2 separate regions of the Homo sapiens genome follow, and region 2 is linked to region 1. Evidence: read pairs that join two places in POLR2A ChIA-PET (ENCODE). Cell type or tissue: OCI-LY7. All regions are shown on one strand. Links, peaks and the distances in the headings refer to the core of each region. The heading gives the core; the rest is flanking DNA.

The links. Peaks named below come from ENCODE experiments on the same cell type or tissue, not always from the same donor. Only the 100,000 strongest peaks of a DNase experiment are listed, where the experiment ranks them.
Region 2: POLR2A ChIA-PET joins it to region 1 with 5 read pairs; 2 of 35 experiments call an interaction of 5 or more read pairs at or near these places.

What each region holds. Positions count from the first base shown.
Region 1 is chr3:172,060,312-172,063,672 of GRCh38, reverse strand. All of the region lies in intron 1 of FNDC3B (fibronectin type III domain containing 3B), which reads right to left. Among named protein-coding and RNA genes, the nearest start is that of FNDC3B, 22 kb to the right of the region's middle. In OCI-LY7, for the core only: no CTCF peak of the experiment used is centred there; DNase peaks (open chromatin) are centred at 1,592 and 1,852; H3K4me3 peaks cover 1,417 bases; H3K27ac peaks cover 1,871 bases.
Region 2 is chr3:172,212,973-172,216,333 of GRCh38, reverse strand. The region is part of intron 3 of FNDC3B (fibronectin type III domain containing 3B); the gene reads right to left. Among named protein-coding and RNA genes, the nearest start is that of FNDC3B, 180 kb to the right of the region's middle. RefSeq lists enhancers at 2,983-3,042, 3,053-3,112. In OCI-LY7, for the core only: no CTCF peak of the experiment used is centred there; no DNase peak of the experiment used is centred there.

The sequences.
Region 1 (3,361 bases), core at 265-2,764:
TGATCATTACTAAAATAATGGCATCTGAATGTCCTGAGCCAACTCCGAATGGAACCCCTTGTGTCCTATCTGAGAACAGGAAAGAGATCAGCAATCATATCAGACAGTCACAGACAATTCAGAATCCTGGTAAGGGAAAGAGTAGAAACCTCAGTGCAGATTCCTCGTCACAGGAATGCATGAGGAGGACACTGTCCTCAGTCTTTGGGGCTAGAAGGGGAAGAGAAGTAAACGTTGACAGAATTATCCTTCTCAAAGAGTTTAACAGGCACAGTGGAAATTCCAAGGCAGATATCACTATCAAAGAAAACTGTTGGGAGGAGAATGGGTAGCAGGGGAGAGTATCAGCGATACAAGAATCTGAACAGAAGGACAATGTACAAGAAAAGGTAGGGACTTTCTGAAGGCATTTTTGGTGGCGGTGGGTGGGGATGAAGTAAACAGCAAAGAATAGACTGTAGAAAAAGACAAAAATGCTATCTTATTTTAGGGAACTGTGGAACATTTGAAGAAAAATGGGGAAAATACAAAAAAATCAAGACTTGCTTCAAAAGTATATAACGAAAAAATGTATTTAACAAGGAAGATAGGGAGAAAAGATACGTGTAAAGAAAGGACAGCAATGGATCATTCAAAAGAGAAATCTTAAAATCTATGAGAGCAAGATATGGTTTTGTAGCATTAGATCATACACCAATTTCACTTCCTTCAAAGGCATCACCAAAAAAAGTAATGCTTTAAAGAGAGACACTATTTTTTTTTCTGACTCTGCCTACATTCACTTAATTCTTCATTCTCCTCTCATTTTGACCTAAGTTATTCACTTAAGATTAACTTTTTCTCAGTGATATACGGGCTTCAGGAAATAACTAATAGAAGTCAAAATGAGAAGAGGATGGATGGATGGGTGGATGGATGGATAGATGGATGGAGAATGACTTAACAGTTTGGCAGAGTCAAAAAAAAAAGTACTTAGAAATACCATATATAATATCAGCTCTGCTCAAATTGCAAAATGCCAATCATAATACTTATACAATAATCAAACAATGATAAAGAGAAAATCCCACTTTCAAGAAGGAGAAAAGTGGCCAGGCGCGGTGGCTCACGCCTGTAATCGCAGCACTTTGGGAGGTCAAGACAGGTAGCTTGGCTAACACAGTGAAACCCCATCTCTACTAAAAATCCAAAAAATTAGCCAGGCGTGGTAGCACACATCTGTCATCCCAGCTACTCGGGAGGCTGAGGCAGGAGAATCACTTGAACCTGCGAGGCGGAGGTTGCAATGAGCTGAGATCATGCCCCTGCACTCCAGCCTGGGTGACGGAGAGAGACTCCATCTCAAAAAAAAAAAAAAGAAGGAGGAGAAAAGTAGCAGAAATTGGGGTACTAGGGACCAATAACAGACAGGGGCAGGAAGAAAGGAGGCAAATTCCCAACCCTAGAAAAGGAAAAGAATAAATTTGTATATAGCCTGCAAGGGGGCTGAGGGGTAAGGAGAGAAGGAATGGGGACTGAGCACTTCATGGTCATGCTGGCACTGATCAGCTTCCGGACATGTCCTTTATTGCATGTATAAAAAAACTATTAAGGAAGAAGTGAAACTGCACAAACTTAACCTCAGCACCAGCATGATTACCTCACGTAACTTCTTTTCTTAGTATCCCTAAACAGAAAGTCATTCAGATAAATAAGTTTATGGTTTTTGATAAGTGTCCCCTAGTAACCTGGTTTATGCATCATGCATTAGTTTGTGGAACTGAAAGGTTAATGCTGGAAAAAAAGATCAGAGATCTCTTTGGTTCTTTGCCCCGACTTAGTTAAGATTGTGTAACTTGTGCAAATATAACCATTTCCTGTCCGCTGAACAAAGCAATTAGTGGACTGGGTACAGTTTCTGAGACAATTTAAGGGAAGAAATCAATCTGGCCATGTCTCACTGTAGTTCATTTTAAAGAAAGAAACAAAAGAGACAGGAAAATATAGAATATCACTATTTTGTTGAATAGAAGTCATTCTTGCTTTATATAACCTTCTTCCCCCACAGATTGTACATGACACATTAGGAAAAGAATCTGCTTCAAAACGGCTTGCAAAGAATATATCTAACACCCATAACTTCAATTTACTATTAAAAAGTAGGCTGGGTGTGGTGGCTCATGCCTGTAATCCCAGCACTTTGGGAGGCCGAGGCGGGAGGATCACGAGGTCAGGAGATCGAGACCATCCTGGCTAACACGGTGAAACCCTGTCTCTACTAAACATAAAAAAAAATAGCCGGGCTTGGTGGCGGGCACCTGTAATCCCAGCTACTCGGGAGGCTGAGGCAGGAGAATGGTGCGAACCCGGGAGGCGGAGCTTGCAGTGAACCGAGATCACGCCACTGCACTCTAGCCTGGGTGACAGAGCGAGACTCCATCTCAAAAAAAAAAAAAAAAAGTAATGTGCAGACCAGGCCGTTTTAAAAGAAAAAATTGGTATCACTTCATGAGTTTAGAATAAGCATCCATTATTCATATAGGATGGGCTCTGCAAAAAGAAATATCAGGGAAGGAAGAGCAAAGAAAAGATGAAATGCAACCTGTGCTTCCAGTGACTTCCCAGGGCTGGTTCCAGGAGCTCAGGAGGTATAGAAACACTGCCTTCATTTTCCTCAAACCTTTATTGCTTAAACTAGCTTAAGTGGGTTTCTGTTATCTGCAATGCAATAATTATTGACTGAACAAGAAAAACCTTTCTATCTTCACATAATTTGAAGTATCTCAGTTATTCCTCTTGATTGAAAGTTCCATATGCCTCCAATAGTAAGAATTATAATTAGAACATGTCTTTAAAATTAAAATCAAACATAAGTTTTCACCTGGTTCAAACACATGGCATCTCAGTGTCAAAACAACATGTCCTGCTCCATCATTAAATCATTCATTCAATAAACACTTGCTGAGCAGTCTGTTTGCCAGTCTCTGTATATAAGAGAAGAGGAAAGTGTCGGTCTCTGCCTTCAAGGAATTTAGATTTTAGTGGGAAAGTCAAACAGAGGAATTAGACATCTCCCTGCTTCTTCTCTTGCCGCATCTTTACAGCTACACTCAAATAAATACTACTACTGATTGAACTGATGGCTCCCTAAACTTCAGGTACCAGTTCATGCAATCTATCTGTTCCTACAATCTTCTAGGTCTTCTAAAGGGCAAATGAGAAGTGTGGAGGGGGCCTTTAGGGTTTTCTCTCACCATGGTAAGTAATCAGTCTCATGGCCTAGGGAAGACAGAGAAAAGCCTGGTGTGGGGCCAACTCATAAATGTGTCTTACCCTCTGCCCACCACCACCACTACACTCTCACCTGAGGGAACACACCACT
Region 2 (3,361 bases), core at 312-2,811, 150 kb before region 1:
CTTTAATGTCAGGTTTGGAATGGCAGGTAATCCAAAGATAGGCTTATTTATACTTAAACCAGGACCCCGTAAACATTAAAGCCCTAAAGAATTATACAAATGCAACTCAATAATACTGAGAAAAGGCTTCTGATATTTAACAAGTAAAGTCCCTGCAAATATCAACAGCAAAATTAAAACAAAGGCATCACCAGAGCATCGAGTGCTTCATTTCAAAACCTTTAAAAGCAAACCATCCCAGCATTTTCTCTCTTTGGCACATGAAGGGCATCCGAGACGCCCTCGGACTTTCTCACACAGCGTGAAGAGGATCTATTAGCATTTCAGCTAATAACAAACTCAAGACGGAGTTCCCAGGAGAGGTGAATAGGAACAGGTGAGCATGACTCCTAGTGGTATCCTCTAGACAAACTTGTTGAGGGTAAAAAATTACCCCCTATTCTGCTTATCAGAACAAGGCTATTTAAATTTTAAATGCCCCGAGGTAAAATGCAGACTAAGATGTTAAAGTTTACTCATTTTGTAGAGAAAAGAATCAGAAAGATTGCTCATTAAAAGTCGATGCAAGTAGAGCAACTAAGGGAGGTCTCAGCAGGAACGGGGCAGAATTTATTTGCTGCACTGGCCCCGAGTCCAGGCTGGACTGCAGTGGCGCAATCTCGGCTCACTGCAACCTCTGCCTCCTGGGTTTAAGTAATTCTCCTGCCTCAGCCTCCCGAGTAGCTGGGATTACAGGTGTCTGCCACCATGCCAAGCTAATTTTTGTATTTTTAGTAGAGACAGGGTTTCACCATGTTGGTCAGGCTGGTCTCGAACTCTTGACCTCAGGTGATCCACTCACCTCGGCCTTCCAAAGTGCTGGGATAACAGGCGTGAGCCACCACGCCCAGCCTCCGAGTCTTTTAACAGGGTTGCCTGTCATTCTCTCACCAGCTTTCTCTGCTCTTAGGAAGAGTTATGAAAGGGAACAGAGATGAATAAAACCTTGTCTACTCTTCCTCCATGTACCCCCACTTCCATCCCATTTGCCTGGCCACAAGGCCCTCTTCTCCCAGTGGGGACAGAGAAGTGAGCAAAAGACAGGACAGCAAACAAGTGTTTTTATAACAAGTCCATGAAGAACTCATGGGCAAATACACATTTCCTATTTTATTTGTGTTCCACTTTACAATTCCTAGGTCATGCTCTGGCAGGGCAATTTTGCAAATAGTGCTGAAATTATTAACCAGACAACAAAATGTCATTGTACTCCTCACAAGCTCTGTTTTACATTATTCATCTGTTACAAATGAAAGAACATGAAAAACATCACCAACCTGAAAGCTGTATGACAAGTAATAATCATGTATTGCTTTACCAACATATCATTACTCAATATATTTCAGGGATTTCAATTATTGTTGCTTTAGTGAGGCTTACAAAGCAAACCACAGAAGATCCCTTTTAACTACTCTCAGGGTTGGCTCTTCCATTGCCCCTGCAAGAGTGCCTGCCATAAAGCAAAGTCTTTGACAACACTGTAAGGGCATTTTATTGACAACATCCTAACGTGGTTTACTAGCTTAGTTCTTTTAACTCATGCACTTAAAATCCAAAGGCAAGAGAGAAATGTCCAGGATGTATGGACTAGAACTACTAAGGAAAATCAAAAGTGATTATGGAAATGGAAAAAAAAATGAACCAAATATTCCATAAACACAGAGTCATAGTTTATCTACCTGATGCCACTTTCTTGCCAATCTAGAAGGCTGCTCAATGGAAAAAAAAATGAACCAAATATTCCATAAAACAGAGTCATAGCTTATCTACCTGATGCCACTTTCTTGCCAATCTAGAAGGCTGCTCACTCACTCATCATCACTTCAGTGTCAGGCTGGAAGGGACCAGCAATCTCCAAAAATTAACTTAACTTTACAAAAGTGTCTTGATTGTTAATAAAAATCCTCTAAGTTGTCCGGCAGCTGGGACCTAATAATGGGCTGTGAGATGATTAGTTTGATGTATATAGTTCCAGTCTCTGCCTTACCTAAACCACACAGAAGGGGTCCGGAAAGTAAATGAGAGTTCTTACAGACCAGCCTGTTGATTTTACTCTTTTGTTTGTAAGTGAAAAACAAAGGGCAGGCTAAGGGCTGAGGGTAAACAACAACTACAAATAGGTTAGGCTCTCTTACCTCTGAAGTGTTTGGCGTCTGATCAAGGGCAGTCAGTAAACACCCCCAAGCAATTGTGGGAAAGTTGGTCACCTAGACTGCTATTTTCTCAGCCATAAAAATGAACTGACAAAGTTATTGTTTGAGAGGCACCAGACTGCTTTATGGCGCGGCACCATAGATGCTTCTAATTTTGGCACATTGCCTCCACAGAAACAAGCAATTTTTACTAAACAAGCTACAATTTCACTTTCAAAAACCAACCCTTCATCTACTACTAAGGGGGCCTGAGACAAATCAAAATCAAGGGTCTACATTTGGGGTAACAGGCTACCAGAAAGGTCTCCTAACTGATTCACTGCTGTTTATCCTGAGCTGAAAAAGCAACAAGAACAGATACATTTTAAAGTTAGCTCCTCAAAACAACTACTAAGCCTTTGGGGTTTGCTAATCTGGAAAGGCTAAAAAACCGAGGCCGTATTAGGATAGGTAAGAATGGGGAGAAGGCAAAATTACCAGGTAATCACTAAAAACAAGACTACATCAAAATGGGGAGTTTTGCATATAGTACTATCACTGGTTAAGCAAGAGTATGAGCACAAACAAATGATATGCATGATATATAAATATGAGCAACTCATAAATCCCTTCAAGGCAAAACTTTAGGATTATACTCCTCCCTTTTCCAGACATCCCTACTCAGACAAAACTGTGAATACTGAGAAGATAGGAGTTTCTTCATCACCTTATCTCTATCACTGCCTTTGAGAAACCACTGTGGTTTATGACTTGTCTTCCCCATGACTTAAACTGTAAAAGAATCCCCATGTTCCCATGTGCGTATGCTCACATGGCCTGAGGTCCAATGAGACGCACCTTTGGCCTCATACTTGTCTAGGGATCACATTCACTTTTAGATGAGTAAAACACTGTCAAAGTATTTGAGTAAAAATTTTCTGGCCACAGATCTGAGGTCAGGTCTGTTAGGCTGTCTGCACAGAAATGTTACTAAAATCAAGTGGAGAACAGATAAGGAGAAAGAAGGATCTGGGGCAGAAAGCTGATCCTCTCTTTGAAAAAGAAGGGAGGAACCAGACAGATACCTAACATGGAAGAAAAAGAAAAAGGAAGGAAATAATTTCATGGATTGGTGTGTAAACTACAAACAAGGCAGAAAAGCCACAACCAGAAAATACATGTACCCAATT